Regions from separate parts of the Homo sapiens genome. Here region 1 is linked to region 2. Evidence: read pairs that join two places in POLR2A ChIA-PET (ENCODE). Cell type or tissue: PC-3. All regions are shown on one strand. Each heading gives the region's core, and the rest is flanking DNA. Links, peaks and the distances in the headings are about the cores only.

Region 1 (8,347 bases), core at 90-8,089, 52 kb after region 2:
TTTTGGTTGGTTGGGGTGGGGGCGGTGCTGGGCGGCGCTGGGCGGGGCAGGAATAAGTTATTAGGACCCCCTGACATGTAAAACAACCTTCCATAAACCTAAATCTTTCCAGATAATTCTAGTTTTTTCAAAGGAAAAATATGCCCTTTGTAAATAAATTCAAAATAAAGAGAGAGTCTACTACCTGACTTCTCTTTAACAATACTACAGATGATCTTCATAGAAAAACATAGTTTTATTTTGCAGGTATATTATTAGCAGTAGGGCCCAGAGTATTTATTGGAATGTTTTGACATTTTAATAGTACTTTTTCTAACTCATCTTTTTCTAACCTTTTTTTTTAGTTTAATACTTATTATAATCATTTTATTCTCATTGTATTTTAAAAGTTAAATATTAGAGAAATAATATAGTTGAAAGGATTACCTAAAATTTAGCAGATAACTAACTTAAACTACACAGAAATAGTAAAGAGAAAGGAGATCGTTGCAATAATTAAGAATGCTAAGAATTAAAAAGTATTTTCATGTAATACACTACTCATCTAATAGGATACTGCCTATTATATGAAATTGTAGACTTTTAATTTATGTCATACACACAAAGTCCCTTTTATGTTTTTATGTCTGAAAAATAAATGGCAATGATTTTGCTATTCTTAAATATTCTACAATAAAACAAGAGAACCATGACCAAAAGTAATAAGCTCCCACAGGACATTTTTCTTACTCTAAATTGTAAATGGAGTGAACATTAAAAATATTGTTTCTATGTAAGTGTTAAAGAAAAAGAAAAACATCCTTTTAATTGTGAATGATTAAAATGATAAAAGGTGAAAGAAGTACAATATAATCACATCACATACATTCAATTTGATTTTTCCACATTATACAATCCAAACTCACTACAAAAACAGTATGAATATGATACTACCCTGAATCTGATTATAGCAGGCAGGGTTCTGCGATAGCACCCAAGATTCCATCCGCTGGTGTATATTCCCTGTATAACACTCCCCATCTCATCCCTTGACTGTAGGAAGCACAGTGAACATAATGGAATTCACTCTGATGATTAGCAAGTTATATGGCAAATGGATCATGGTATACTAAAAAGATGAAAACATTTGCAGATAAAATAAGGTCTCTAATCAATTGCTTTGAGATAATCAAAAGGGAAAATATCCCGGGTAGGTCTGGCCTAAACAAGTGAGACTTTAAAAGGGACTGTGCCTTCTTGTGGGAAGAAATATGAAGAATGAAAAGATTTTCTGGCTGACCCTGAAGAGCAAATAACTTCCATGTTGGGAGTGGATGGGACTATGTAGCAGTGACCTGACGCAGTCACTAGTTGCTGAGAACAGTCCCCAGGCAATAGCTAGCAAGAAAGTGAGGACCTAAACACACATCTGCAAGGAAGCCAATTCTGTCAATAACCTGAATCAGCTTGGAATAGGATTCTGAACTTCAAAGGATAAACAGCCTACCTAATACTTTGATTGTTTTGTGAGATTGTGAGAGGCAAGCTACTCCACACCCAGGCTTCTGATGTTCAGAAACGATGACATAATAAATGGGTATTGTTTTATGCAACTAAGTCTCTGGTAATTTGCTACACAGTAATAAAAAAACTAACACATTGGTAAACTAGAATGAAGCGCGTCCTTTAGTTTCCCCCTAAACTTTAACAATGTAAAGGCTCTAAGAATAATAAACAAATACTACTCTCTTAAGTGTCTGAAAAAAATTAAACTTATAATTTGTCTCTCTTTGTATCCATTTAAAACTAACAATCTAAAACAAATTTAAATGAATTATTTTCTGAAAGTAAGAGGCAAGATAAAAATGTTGCAATGTCAGTTTGAAATTTTACTTTGAAATCAAATATGTGAAATGTGGAGTGATGAGCCTATTTTCCCTGTTTCTGTGATAACTTTTTCTTGTGCATGATTTTTATCTCAAAAATGTTACAGTGGTGATAGGTTCTGGTGTTAGGCATTCATTTACCCATTACTACATAGGAAACAATGAGGATGCTAAGTAAAGGAACACAATTTGTTGAAGAATAAATACTTATAAATACATGCAAAGGAGAAGTAAGAAACTAACATTTTTTCACACTTATCCTATGCTTGCCACTGTGCTAATTAATTTGCATGTATCCTCTATTGCTTAGAAACATTCTGAAAAGTAGATACTTACAGAGTGTCAAGTTTTTGAAACAGAAAGATTCAAGCAATTTGTGTAATTGTATGAAGTTAGTAAATGTCAGTTAAAATTCTAACCCTGGTTAATCTGACTCAAAAGTTTACTACAACATTTAGTTGGTTTAAAATCAAGTACTTGATTCTTTACCCATCCACAAGGCTGAAGTCATCACACATTGTGGACTACAGCATCCAGATATATAGTGTGTGAAGGCACAACTGGAAGGCAGAGGCAAAGGCAGTGTTTTGAAAGACACATAAGCAAAGGATAACAAGGTAAAGAGATGCTTATTGACAGGAGTCAGAATGCAGATCCCCTCCCCAGATGGTTCAGAAATCTATGAAGGGACTCATTGCTCTGCTTAATAAATGCCTAAGAAAATTCCCAAAACTTTCAGTTAAACTTTGAAGGTAGTCTCAGAGTTTGAAAAATATGGTCTTAAATAACCATATACTTATCTCATCTGTGAGTCTTCATTGCACAAAAGATAGTGTAAATCACTGTTTATGTAGTTAATTGCTTTGCTCCAAAGTAGACACTGTGAGCTGAGATCCCTCACTTTCAAGAAGGTGAGATATCTCCTGCCTCCTGTGTTAATCACTATACTCAATAGTCTTTCTTTCCCTTCCCACCCCCTGATGAACTCATTTAAATTATCATTCACAAAAGGACAATTCTGAGAGTAAAGTAAAACCATATTATTAATTTTACTGGGATTATCTCAGGCACACTTGTATATAAGGTAATCCTATTTCTCTCCATTTTGTTCTCTCATTCTCATTAAACACATTCCCTATCACCTTTGAGTATTCCAGCTCCTTGATTTTTTCTCTTTTCCTAGCTTATCATTTTCACTTATACTTTTCTTGTCTCTACTCTGCCTGTGCCCTAACTAAGTCAACCATACTTTCATCAACAGCCTATGATCTGTTAACTTCTTTACCTACCCAACCTACCAAATCCAACCTGGTAATAATCTACAGTTTGTTTTGTTTTTGTATTGTGTTCAAAATTATTAGTCCAAAGTTATTTGTCACTAATAAACAAAAGGCTTTAGTTTAAACTGATAATTTTGTAAAGGTTCATTCTATTCATTTTCACCTTAGTCTTTTCGCTTCTAAAATCAATTTGGTAATTCCAGTATAGTCCGTATTAGAAATCCCACTGCTGTTATTTCCAGCTTTTCCCATTCTACTCATATCCCAAAATTCACTATTTCCACCTTCATACTCAGCAGGTGTTTTTCTACCGGGTAACATTTTACAGGTGATTTCCTCATCTGCCTTCCCAGAATGTTAGAAGGGCAATGCCACACTGATTTTTAAAAATTCACAAAGTTATAAGATGTGCTACTTGTAGCAAGTGAAAAATTAGAAAGATATTGTACCTCCTATTCCTCTGATTCCCTACCTCCTATTCCACTTTCCTGAGGCCATCAATGTTAATATTTATCAACCTTATATGACTCCTCCCACAAGTTGTTCCTTACCAACACATGCATACATACAACTGTATACATTTCTAAATTTCTTCTTTTGTTTTAACTAAATAGAATCACATTACAAACAGTACTCTGAATCTATTTTTGACTTAAGACATCTTTCCCTAAATATATATAAATATTATAATGAACATATAAAGAAACACACACATACACAGAGTTTATAAAGACAATGGTATAAGGTGCTAGGGCATTTTAGGGCCATACTTTATTTTTTCTTATATTCCCCTCTACCTTTCATTTTTCTCATTCCTCTGCCTGCATCATCCCCCAATTCTCATCTCACTCATGATAACTTATGTAAACAACAAACCAAGCTTATCTACAAATTTCACCAGCTGTATAAATATGTTATCAAAATGCTATATGTACATATATTTTATATATATATATATATGTGTACGTATACACACACACACAGATGTATATTAAAAAGATGGTAAATCAAAAGTTTTATCTGGGATACCAAAATACAATAGATATAAAACTTCAAGATGAAGGATAGATATCCTGAGGAAATTTCAAAGTTAAAAGGACTAATATAATATGGCCCTAAAAATCAACAAGTAGTCTATACAAAGTAAAGTGTGTAGAAATTGGGAGATGGTTAACAAAGAAATTCCTTTTGCAAAAGAATGGCATGAGGTGACAGAAGACCATCTCATAACTCCAGATTATGACTAAAACAGCAGCATGCAGGGAGCATCATATGTGTTCTCTGAAGTTGAGCAATGAAGGGGACTGGTGTGTGACTCATGCTGAAGGAAACTAAAAGTAGCCTGGGGCAGCAAAGAGCGCAGCTTCTGGGAAGCCACTGTGGTCCCCTCCAATGGTGAACAGAGCACAAGGTACATGTGAAAACTACAGAAGAGAGGGTAGACTTGTTGTTTTGGCTTCTGTCAGTGAGTTCTTGAAAAGGCAGTGGCTTTCCAACAGTCTCCTGTAAACCAATATAAAACTTGTGAATGGTAGTAAAGGCCAGATAGTAGAAGAGAATGCCTCTCCCTTGAAAAGTAAGATGTTGTCTAAGGAGATCGCAGAGAAGCTCCTGCAAAGCCCATCAAAGTGCTCTAGAGAGAAAGAGCCAGATTTATACATCTACCAGGCCCAGAGAGCACAAAGCTACCCTACGACAGTATCTGTTAAGTATGAACTTTCTTCTGCCATTCTTTTCCCCATTCCCATGGAGCTACCTGGATAGGTTAGTAGAAGCAGCCACCTAATAAGAAATAAAATGAGGCAAGCAAGAAGCAGCCAGCCACAGATGCAGGCTCTGTCCTATAGCTCATGCCTGCTAAGACAAGTATCAATAATATCATAAATTTGAGACTATGTTTGCCTTAAAGTGACCTTATGGAGAATGTATAAGTTTTCCTGCAGGGATATGAGAATGATTTCCCAGAATTCGTTGATTTAAAAAAAATATTAAAAGATTGAAATAAAATTAGGTTCTGGTTATATCCCATGAATCTTTCTTTTTCATGCTACTTAGCTACAAATATACCCCAATGATTTGTAAGTAAATATCTATTAAGCACTATTTGGTACTAGGCAGTGTTCTAGACTCCTGGAACAAATACTGTAGTGAAACCAAATAAAGATCCATGGCCTTGAGGAATGCAAATTCTAATGAAAGGAGGCAAATAGTAAACATAATAAAATTGTAAATCATATAATATGTTATGTGCTGATATGTTCCATAGTAATATAATGTCATGAAAATATAGTGTAGGGTAAGGATGGTTAAAAATTCTGTGATGAAAAGGGCAGGATATATTTTTAAATAAGGTATTCAGTGTAGGCCTCATTATAAATGAGATATTTGAGCAAAGTCTCAAAACTGGTAACAGAGATAGATATCTGGGAGAAGGGTGGTCCTGGAGGAGAAAATAGCTTAGCAAAAGACCCAAGATGACATGAATAACAAAACTGCAAAATTACACAGTGCTGGCATCACTGAAAAAACTGAGCAAGGGGATGAGTAAAAAGAGATAAGGTCAGAAGACTTACTTGGCAAAAACAACGGAAAGGATGAGCTGACAAAAAGCAGATGGAGAAAGCTGCACATAGAGAAAGAAGTATTACTGGTTTCGTTTTCGACATGTTGATTTGTGATGTCTATTACACAACCTATATGGATGTTAAGTTAGCATTTGGCTTTGGATTACAGATTCGGCCAGAGACATAAATTTGAGAATCAGTAGTGATTAGAAGGAATGAGATCACCAAAAGAATGAGTATAGGTAGAGAAGAGGTGGATGAACTTGGGAACACTTCAGGATAAGTGGTTGGGCAAAGACAAAGAACCAGCAAATGGACTATTAAGGAACTCCCGTTGAGAGAGGAGGAAAACCAAAGTTGTGTGGTGCCCTGGAAGACAAGTGAAGGAAGGGTGTCTTGAAGAAGGTAATCGCTTCTGTTAAGAGGGCAATGAAGAGGATAATTCCTTATGTTAAGTGTTGCTGAAAGATTTAAGATGTAGACAGTGAGTTGAATACTGAATTTAGCAATATGGAAATTTAGCCAAAGATCCTAGTAGAGTTAACCTGACTAAGTTAGAGAAAACCTGACTAAGAGAATTTAGGAGGGAAGAAATCTGAAACAGAGAGTATATATAAACAGGGCTGTAACTCACAGGGGAAGTGGAATGAAGATGTTTTTAATATGGGAGAAATAACAGCATGTCTGGATGCTGAAGGGAATGATACAACAGACAGTGAAATAGTGATAGTACGGGAGAGAGAAGAAAATTTATGGAGATGCATCATTAAATTAGCTAGAGATTTGTCCTACTGCACAAGTAGAAAGTCAACCTTTAGAGGCAGTAGCTATACTAATGTAAACCAAAAATAAAATTGTAAGCCCTCTTACCAACTGTATGGGCCCCTCCTCTCAGGCAAGGACATTCCAAAGTTAACCTGAAAAAGTAGTTCAGTCTATAATAGGAAGGCACGGGTTGGACATGTCTCATTATACCCTCCTCCCTTTAGAACTCAGGCACAGCTGACCAGTATTAATATTAAAACAGAGACCTTAAGAATGACAAAACAGACTCTTTGTAGCAATAAGATACTAACATGACAGCAGGCCCTGAAAGAAATCAAAGTATTTTACGTATATATATTTTTTTTCACATATATATATTATATATATATATTTTTTGAGATGGAGTCTCACTCTGTTTCTCAGGCTGGAGTACAGTGGTGCAATCTCGGCTCACTGCAACCTCTGCCTCCCATTTTCAAGCGATTCTCCTGCCTCGGCCTCCCAAGTAGCTGGGATTATAGGCATCTGCCACCACACCCAGCTAATTTTTGTATTATTAGTAGAGACAAGGTTTTACCATGTTGGCCAGGCTGGTCTCAAACTCCTGACCTCAAGTGATCCACCCACCTTGGCCTCCCAGTATGCTGGGATTACAGGCATGAGCCACCGCACCTGTTCATATATTTTTTGACATATTTTGAAATGGCCCAGAAAACTGTCTCTTGAGGGGAAAATCTACATTCTGTAGAAAATCTCTTTTCTCTTCTGGGTGTCTTTCTTGATCCAGGAGAGAATTAACTAAGAGTCTGGCACATTTTTAGGTCTGATAAGAAACATTTACAATCTATTCTCTCTGAAGTCTGCTATCTAGAGCCTTTGTCTGCATGATAAAAACCTTGGGATCCATAACCCCTTATCTTAACCCAGAAACTCCTTTCTATTTATTCCAAGTCTTTAGATAATAATTTAACTTTTTCAACCAATTGCTAATCAGAAAATCTTTGAATCCACCAATGACCTGAAAGCCCCCTGCTTCGACTTCTCTCACCTTTCTGGATGAAATTTTTACACTTTACATGTATTGACTAATGTTTTATGTCTCCCTAACAGGTGTAAAACCAAGCTGTAGCCCAACCACCTGGGGAACATGTTTTCAAGACCTCCTGCTGTTGTATCATAAGTCATGCTCCTCAAATTTGGCTCAGAATAAATCTCTTCAAATATTTTACAGAGTTTGACTCTTCTCATTGACACTAAGAAGTAGGAAGGCAAATCAAGGACTGAAAATCCCCTTTTACTCATTTTGTCCTTTTGGCCAAATTGCTTTTTATTTCTATATTGGAAGACATATATTATTTTCCATGCAATTCATGATTACTTTTTCATTGTTGATGCTAATGCTTATTAAAAAAAAAAAAAATAAGACCCTGCCAGGTGCTGTGGATCATACTTGTAATCCTAAGATTTTGAGAGACCAAAACAAGAGGATCATCTGAGCCCAGGAATTTGAGAACAGTCTGGACAACATAGCAATATCCTGTCTCTACAAGAAACATTTTTAAAAATTAGGCAGGTATGATGGTGCGTGCCTGTAGTCTCAGCTACCTGTGAGGCTAAGGTGGGAGGATTGCTTGAGCCAGGCAATGGAGGCTGCAATGAGCTATGATTACACCACTGCACTCCAGCCTGGGTTACAGACTGAGACCCTGTCTTAAAAACAGCAACAAAAACATTCTATAATGTATATGAAACTATGATACCAAGTATTTTCTCCACCAAAATGCTCTATTCCCCAGTGATGTCCCACCCACAAGATGAGAACTTTAGAATACTGTAACTATACCCCCACTTCTACCTCTAGGGAATCCTTTTA
Region 2 (8,347 bases), core at 54-8,053:
AAATCTGCTTATCCTCCCACCAACCGTCGCCTCTAATGTTTGGCTTGCAGGTAGTGAGCAGTGGAACCTAGGTCCAGTTATACCACTAATATTGTGGTTTTATCTATTTCTCCTTGCATATGAATTTCAACACCATATGAGTGTGTGTGTGTGTATGTGTGTGTGTGTGTGTGTGTGTTGTCTTTATAGATATTAAGAATATGTTACTAGGTACTGACATGGTTTGGCTGTGTGTCCCCACCCAAATCTCATGTTGAATTGTGATCCTGAATGTTGGAGGTGGGTCCTGGTGGGAGGTGATTGGGTCATGGGGGCAGATTTTCCCTTTGCTGTACTCGTGATAGTGAGTGAGTTCTCATGAGAACTGATTGTTTAAAAGTATGTAGCACTTCCCTTTTCCCTCTCTCTCTCCTGCCATCATGTGAAAATGTGTTTGCTTTCCCTTCACCTTCTGCCATTGATTGTAAGTTTCCTGAGGCCTCCCCAGCCATACCTCCTGTGCAGCCTATAGAGCTTGAGTCAATTAAAGCTCTTTTCTTTATAAATTATCCATTCTCAGGTAGTTCTTTGCAGCTATGTGAGAATGAACTAATACAGGTATCTACAAATGTAAAAAGGGTTATATGTTTCTGTTGATGAGCTTATTGTGAAGTCTTCACCTCCAGCAGTAGACTTCCTTTAACTTTGAACATACCTCCTTTCTCCTTGCACTTTAAACTTTATATTCCATGTTTCTTTTATAAGCAGTATATAGATTTTGTACTGTATTTTGAATTACTTTTTCTATAATTGGAGAAAATAATCTATTCATTTGGAAGGTAATTATTTATTTGTGGTTTCACCTATTTATTCTGTACTATTTCTTTTTCTCTCCTTTCTTTTCTTCTACTGGATTGGTCAAATATTTTATAAATATTTCAGTATTTTCCACCCCACTTACTTAAAGGCATTATCTTTATTTATATGCCCAATTAATGGTTACCATAAAAATTATAATATAATTTACTTACTTACCTTGTCAAAGTCTAAGTTCAACAATGTCTTTATTCTTCTCCCTGCAAATATGGAGACCTTAGATTATTTTCCTCCATTTAATTCAATACAACTTCTATATTATTCATTTTGTTATTTTTATTACATTGTTTAAGAACCACAAAAAATTAATATGATTATTATTGACCACATTATTTGTTCTCCATTCATTCTTTTTCTCACATCTTCCAATGGAATCATTTTATTTCAGCTTGAAATATATCCTTTTCAATTTTATTTCTTTATTTGCTTATTTATTGACACAGGGTCTCACTCTGTCACCCAAGCTTGAGGACAGAGATGCAATCATGGCTCACTGCAGCCTCAACCTACTAGGATCAAGAGATCCTCCCACCTCAGCCTCCTGACACTACAGGTGCGTGCCACCATGCCTGGCTAATTTTTGTAGAGACATGGTCTTACCATGTTGCCCAGGCTGATCTCAAATTCCTGAGTTCAAGTGATCTGCCTCACTCAGCATCTCAAAGTACTCGAATTAGAGGCTTGAGCCACTATGCCCAACCCTTTTCAAGTTCCTTTAATGAGGCTCTGCTGATAATTAACTCTCTCAATTTTTTAAATTTTTGTATTTGTTATTTTTACATAAAAATATTTCTTAGCTCATTCTGGAAATCTATTTTGACTTGGTGTAGAATTCTAAGTTATAATCTTTCAAAACATTTCAAATATTCCTTTGAATTTTGACTTCCATTTTTGCTGCTGAGCAAATTTAATAGCTGCCCTCTTTTTACTCTGCTTTGAATTTGTTTCTATCTTCTTTGTTCTGTGAAATTTCAGCCTCTAGATGTAGATTTTATTTTATTTTTATGCTTGTTGTTTGTTGTGATATGGAGTCTGCAAATTGGTGTCATCACTTCTGGAAGATTTTCAACCATTGTCTTTTCAAAGCCCCAGCGAAAATGGGATTATTTTCTGAGACTGATTAATTATACTGTATACCTTCTCACTTGATATTCTATCTTTTACCCTCTTCTCTATAATTTCTAACATTTTTTCATCAGTGCCGTATATTAGTTTATTTTTGTTTTTGATGCATCTATAAGTTTCTAATTATCTCTTCAGCTGTGCCTAATTTGCTATTTAAAATGTTCCTTGAATTATTTAATTTTTTTTTAATTTCTGAAAGTTTCATCTGGTAAAAATCTGTAAACTTACATATCTGCTATGTTAATATTTTAAGTTGCATATATTACTTGCATGTATTTTCAAAATTATCTTTCACTTATTTAAACATATAAGCATAGTTGTTTTTTTCCTCCAATATAATAGCCTGTATCTGAATCTGAAAATTCTAATTTACAGGAATCTTTGTGGGTCTCTTTTCACTGATGGTGCAGTATATCTTTATGTGCTTTGTTAATTTTGACTATTTGATGTTTATTCTTTAAGAAATAAAATCATTTTGATAATTTAAAGTACAGATAAATGTACTATAATATTTTCAAAAAGAAAGCACAATTGCTTCTGCTAGGTGCCTTGGTGCACCTCTAGTCTAGATTCACCTTAAAGCAAATGTGGAGCTGAGATTCTCAGACTGCCCAGACAATGTGAAACCATGCGGCAAGCCCACGCAGGGCTGGTAAGCTTTTGGTTCACTCTTATCCTGAGGGTGCAGCCCTTTGCTGTCCTGGATGTTATTGGAAGTAGTTCTCCTCTAAGCCTTTTTACTTGTATGTCCTCTGAGCTTTAATTTATTCCCTTTTGACTCATAAGGCATCAAAGTAAAAGTACAAATTTGCTAAAATAGGGAAGCATCTGTAATGCAACAGAAAATTCATGCTCTGCTTACCTTTCTAGGTTCTTGTTTTGCCTTTATTTGGCCTAATAACTTCATACTATTTTGTCAGTAATCCACAGCTTTTGAGAAAGATTGTATCCTGCAAGTTTAGTCATAGATTGTGAGTGTGAATAACTTAGTTTGCCTTTACTAAAAACAAAATCGTCTTCTAAAGTCATTCCCTACAGTCCACAATGAGCCCACAGCTAGAAACAGATCATTTTTCCTTCTGAAAGCAGAACAAAAGAAAATGAAATATGTGATCTCCTGAGTGTCTTGTACAGCTGAATTTCACATGCCTTGTCTTTTTATCTTTCACAAGGACTATCAAAGTGTCTCACACAGTAGATGCTCATGTTTACAATATGAGTAAATACAATTTACCATATTCATGTGGCTACATTTACCCACAGGAATTTTTATAAATACCTACAACTATGTAATTTGAGCTTAACATTAGATACTAATTTCCCTGGAATAGCAATGGTAGGAGGGGGAATCCCTGGGAGCTTAATTTAGACATATGACTAGAAAAGAGAAGTCAACTCAGAGCCACAAAACTGAACTTCAATTCTGACAAAGGGGAGGGGAAATTGCATTTTTAGGTTTGGTGAGACAGTGAGAACCTGAACTCTCAAATTGGACAGATCTGGATTTGAATCTCAGCTCTGCCACTTTCCAGCTACCTGACCTTAGGCAAGTTATTTAATCTCTTATAAGGGAACGATAGTAATATATTTTTCACTAGGTGGGACTCAAAGTCAAATGGGGTAATAAAGGTAATTTTAAATGCACAATGACTGACTCATAGAAGGTGATCAATAAATATTGAGACTATCATTTCATTTTTCTGTCCTGAGAAATAATTACCATCTCACAACATAATTTGTCACCACTAATTAGGCATACAGAAGCAGAGTAACAAAAATCTTTTATATTAATTACCAATTCTGGTAGTTAGCCATTGGCTGCTTAGAACACAGTGCTGAGAAAGATTCTGAGGAAAGCATATAACGACTGATTATCAGCATCTTCCATGAAATCAGTGATAAGAACCAGGTGCATCAGTGCCTTTTATGTGCCATAATTCACAAAGATTGTTAGAGGGATATAGGCAAACACTCCTATAATAGCACCTATACCTCTATAATACAGTATCCTTCAGTCAAGGCCAGGATTTACTTGTAAGTTTTTGCCCAGATCATAACTTTTTCATATATGTAGGCTGTAAACACAGACTTTTTATTCCTTATTCATCAAATTATCTGCTCAGAAAACTAAAATATTCTGTCTGTGTCAGAGAGTTCAGTATATCATCCCAATTTAATCAGATCAGCAGAAGTGAACACTATCTAGCCTGGCCACTTAGCTATGTTTTCAATGACCTTTTCTCTGCTTTCTTCTCCAGTTGAAATTCCCAACTTAATTTGTCATATTCCTTGACTTGCATTGTATGTTGCTTCTACAAATCTATTACATGACTATGCATTTGACTATTTTTGTTTAATCATAGCCTTGATTAGGCCATGATATTATGAGGTCACCAAAAAGCCATCTCAATTTGCAGAAGGTCATTTACCTCTTGTATATGCCCAGAACCAGGCACAGAGCTGAGCACAGAATAGGCAATCAAAAGTTATTTGTTGCATTTATATGTGGGTAGATCAATAACTTAATTTCTATAGAACAATATTCTTTTGTTTGCTCTTATTGTAATATATTGCTTTTATTTAATAAGCCACAAAATACTTCAAAATGAGACTGCATTTTTTGTATACATTTTACGCAGTAATGTAAGTAAGGCATAACTTTATTTGAATCACAATACAACCCACAATTCTATATTTTAGTAGAAAAGAAGCTGAAAGTTTCAAAATCTCAGAAGGGTCTACTTTTGTTTGAATCAATGCAAAGGCCATGAGAATGTGACATCTTGATGCATCTGGTCAGACATAAATGTCCTTATAATGATACTTTGGAAAGTTACTTTTGAATTCCCACTTGGTTAGACTATGTAATGAGAGTGGCACCAAGGGTTGTGTAGTCTGTATCACATCCTCATTCCCCAGAGATGGATCTTCTTTTGAAGCACTTAAAAACTTAAAAATAGATTTTTATATAGAAGTCCCATTATCCCATCTCATATCTTTACCAAAAACTGGAAGTTGTTGAGATTGGAAATTTTGTACGTCTTTTATTCTGATTTGTTATAGTAGTTTGAGAGTGGAAGTGCCTTTGCAGATGTTAGGGAAAACACTACCCACTCAATGGGTAAAAAAAACAAATCTCTCTTCCACTGGACAAGATACTTACTTCATTGAAACCAAGCATGATTCATTGCTATTTTCAGCAATAAAACACCAGTGAGGTAACTGGGCATAAAATATTACTATTTTTTGCTTTTTTAATCATCATTTGAACCCATGTTCAAGGGGAAGGTAGAGGTAGGAATGAGGGAGGAAGGGAGAGACAGAAAAATGAATTAAGGGAGACACAAAAACTACTATGACTGTTCTTTTGAGCTGTGTTGTCTCTAAAGTTAAATACCTCAGTTTATTTCCTCTACAAATCAATCTTACGCCTCTGAAGTCTGGTGCATTCACTTGCCTTTTTGATTATTTCTTTAGAACCTAAACTCAAAGATAAGCACTTTTGGAGAACACAGCTAAACAAATCCATCCCTTGCATTATGTCTCTTCAGCATTTACAACTCTTTCAGACAGAAAATACAGTCCACAGAGATCACCCTGCTGTGTTGCAGATGTTGCAAATGTCATTTCTACTGGATATTTCCCTCTAGGAGTTATTTTGCTTTTCCATAGAGGAAAATGGTTCCCCAAATACCTTCTTTGGCCTAAGCAGTCTACGGGCATTTTAAATCAAAGGCACTGTCTGTGCTGAAGGGAGCAATAGTGGCTCCCACTTGTTAAGGGAAAAGGAAGATTCATAAGCAGTTCTAACAAATGCAAGGTCCAACTAGAAGCCTTGGGCTAGAATGACTTTTGCTTGCTGTTGTGTCAGCCAAAGGCTGTGTTGCTTCAGTGAGCTCTATTTTTGGAATCATAGAGCTGATGCTACAAATCATCATGAGGTTGTCTTACTAACTGTACTAAAATTTCCATTCCTTGTATCACTTAGGAGCTAGTCATTGCGGTTAAAACATAGCAAGAATGCTTGTTTGACAAAGAGCAACATAACTATAATTATTAACAATGAAATGATTTTGCAACCAAAACAACAGTTTGAATAATGTTGGGAAACCTAGTGATTTTTTAAAGTTGTTTTTGTTTTGTTTTTCGAATCATAATTAGGGCACAAACCAGAGTTTAGTTCCCAGCTCCCTGACGTAGTAATAAAATTTTAGGAGTCCCCTGTTTAACATTCCTGGGCTTCAGTGTCTTCGTGTTAAAATGGAAATTGTATAACATTTCAAGAGGTTGCTGCAAGATGTAAAAGAAGAGGCCATGTATGCAATGCATTTGCAGAATATCTGACATACATAAAGCACTCAAAAACACTTCCTCCTTTGTTGAAAAATCATGGCTCATATTCAAAAAGAGTCTCTTACTGGACAGGAGATTACTGAAGTCACTGATCATTTTTAATGGTGCTGTTTAATTTGTCTCTAGCATTTTTCTTCATTTCCCCATTGTGTGGTTCTGGTAGATTGAAATAACATGAGGCTTGGGCTACTGCTCTTATTGTGACATTTTGATACAGTTCTGACCAAATATTTGAATAGAAAGACCATGAAATATAATGTGCTAGTTTATCGATTTCAAGAAAGTTTCATTTTTTAAATTAACCACTGTGAAACACTAAACTAAACTAAACTAAACTTCCTAAACTAAAAGTTAGGAAGCCAATCTGATTCACTGTGTGTAGTGTTTTAGAATTTGTGCAAATCATTTCACAAAACCTTTCCTCATTTGATTTTCATAAAAACATTATAAGGGTACGCAGGCATTTTTCCACCTAAAGTTAGTAAACTAAGGATCCAAGTGATGAATTCACTTGCATAGGAACAAACACCAAGTTATAAGATTAGTAATTCAAGTCTCCTAAATTAAAAAAAAAAAAAAATGGATGCTCTTTTGCAGCACACAAGCTGTCTTCCCACTTAGCTGGGTCATCTTGAGCAGATCACATAACCTTTCTGTATTTCAAGGAGGAAAATTATGCCTGGCTAAATACTTTACTAAAGTATTAAGAGGATCAATGAAGACAATATATATGAAAGAGTTTGAAAGGCTTAAAATTATAATTATCATTATTATTCAGGAAATAATTGACGACATAGTTCCTCCCAGACAGTTTCTCCCCTACAATTATATGGGTCACCTGGTCATGTCTTCTGGTCAGGAAGGTTTGGGTGGAGTTGGCTTTATTCCCATAACAAGGATCTCCACTGGGACAAATCTCCACTGGGACAACTAGGATGGCTGGGGCTCCTCTCTAGAATGTCTGTCATCAGCAAGGCCAGCAGTGTTGTTAATATGGTGGAGCAAATGTTCCCTGGAGCAAGAAAGTCCAAGCCCCAATGATGCAGGATTTTTCTCAGCCCCTTCACCAGACTCATAGCAGGGTTGCTGAGTCTACTCAGCCCACTGTGCTCAGCCCCTTGCAGGAAGGAGCACATGAGAGAGTGTGAGATCTGGCCAGCCACTCTGGGTACCGACACCCAAGCAAGCTTTGTGCAGGGCCCATGGCCAGACCAGGCGTGTCACCTTGAGGGGAGCACATCGGTGCCCAGGTGAGGGTGCCATGACCCTGAAGCCCAGAGGGAGTGTTATAGTGCTCCTTTAGTTCTGCCATCCACAAATGGCAGTGCATTAGCAGCTCAGTTGGCCCCTTGCCTCATTGTGTGGGGTGACTGCCCTCCGCTGGCAAGGGCAAAGGGCCAGTGAGACAGATTTTCTGGGTACCTGCACTTGGTGGGTCACAGGCTCTTGTCCAGAGTCCAAAAAGAATGAGGTCACGTGGACTACTGAAGCATGGTGAAGGTAGAGAATGTTACTGAGTGATGAAAACATCTCTCAGCTGAGAGGAAAGTTGGAGAGGGGATGGGAAGGGCAGGTCATCTTCCCCTAAGTCAGGTTGTCTCTTGCCTGAAGTCAAGTCATCTCCTCCTCTACTGACTGAGTCTGGGGTCTTTATAGGAACAGGATGGGGAGTGCGTGCTGATTGGTTTGTGAGTATACAAAAACAGTTTAAAGAGAAGACACCACTCAAACATGGGCATAACAGTGTAGAAAACCAATTAGAAAAGGGTAGGTATACGTAAAATAGGTGAAGGGTGGGGACTAATCAGAGAAAAGTGGGCCAAACAGGAAGACAAGTTCTCATCCAGTCCGAGGATTTAACTTGTAGCTTGGCTTTCAGGCTTTAAACTGTCTTCATCTTAGAGGCGGGGTTTCACCAGGTACCTGTCCCATCTGCCTAGGCATTTGGCTGCCTCCTGTCACTGTCATCAAGTCACAAGCACTTCCCAAGCTTCTGCTTGTATTACTTTACCAA

Evidence for each region. ChIA-PET counts read pairs that join two places held together with the same protein. Peaks named below come from ENCODE experiments on the same cell type or tissue, not always from the same donor. Only the 100,000 strongest peaks of a DNase experiment are listed, where the experiment ranks them.
Region 1: POLR2A ChIA-PET joins it to region 2 with 6 read pairs; 1 of 35 experiments calls an interaction of 5 or more read pairs at or near these places.

The regions. Positions count from the first base shown.
Region 1 is chr7:20,079,526-20,087,872 of GRCh38, forward strand. All of the region lies in intron 1 of MACC1-OT1 (MACC1 3' UTR overlapping transcript 1), which reads right to left. Among named protein-coding and RNA genes, the nearest start is that of MACC1-OT1, 57 kb to the right of the region's middle. In PC-3, for the core only: no CTCF peak of the experiment used is centred there; a DNase peak (open chromatin) is centred at 4,446.
Region 2 is chr7:20,027,905-20,036,251 of GRCh38, forward strand. MACC1-OT1 (MACC1 3' UTR overlapping transcript 1) reads right to left here. Exons shown (of 6, transcript NR_110114.1): 3 at 1,015-1,055. Among named protein-coding and RNA genes, the nearest start is that of MACC1-OT1, 110 kb to the right of the region's middle. In PC-3, for the core only: no CTCF peak of the experiment used is centred there; a DNase peak (open chromatin) is centred at 3,277; H3K4me3 peaks cover 367 bases; H3K27ac peaks cover 1,222 bases.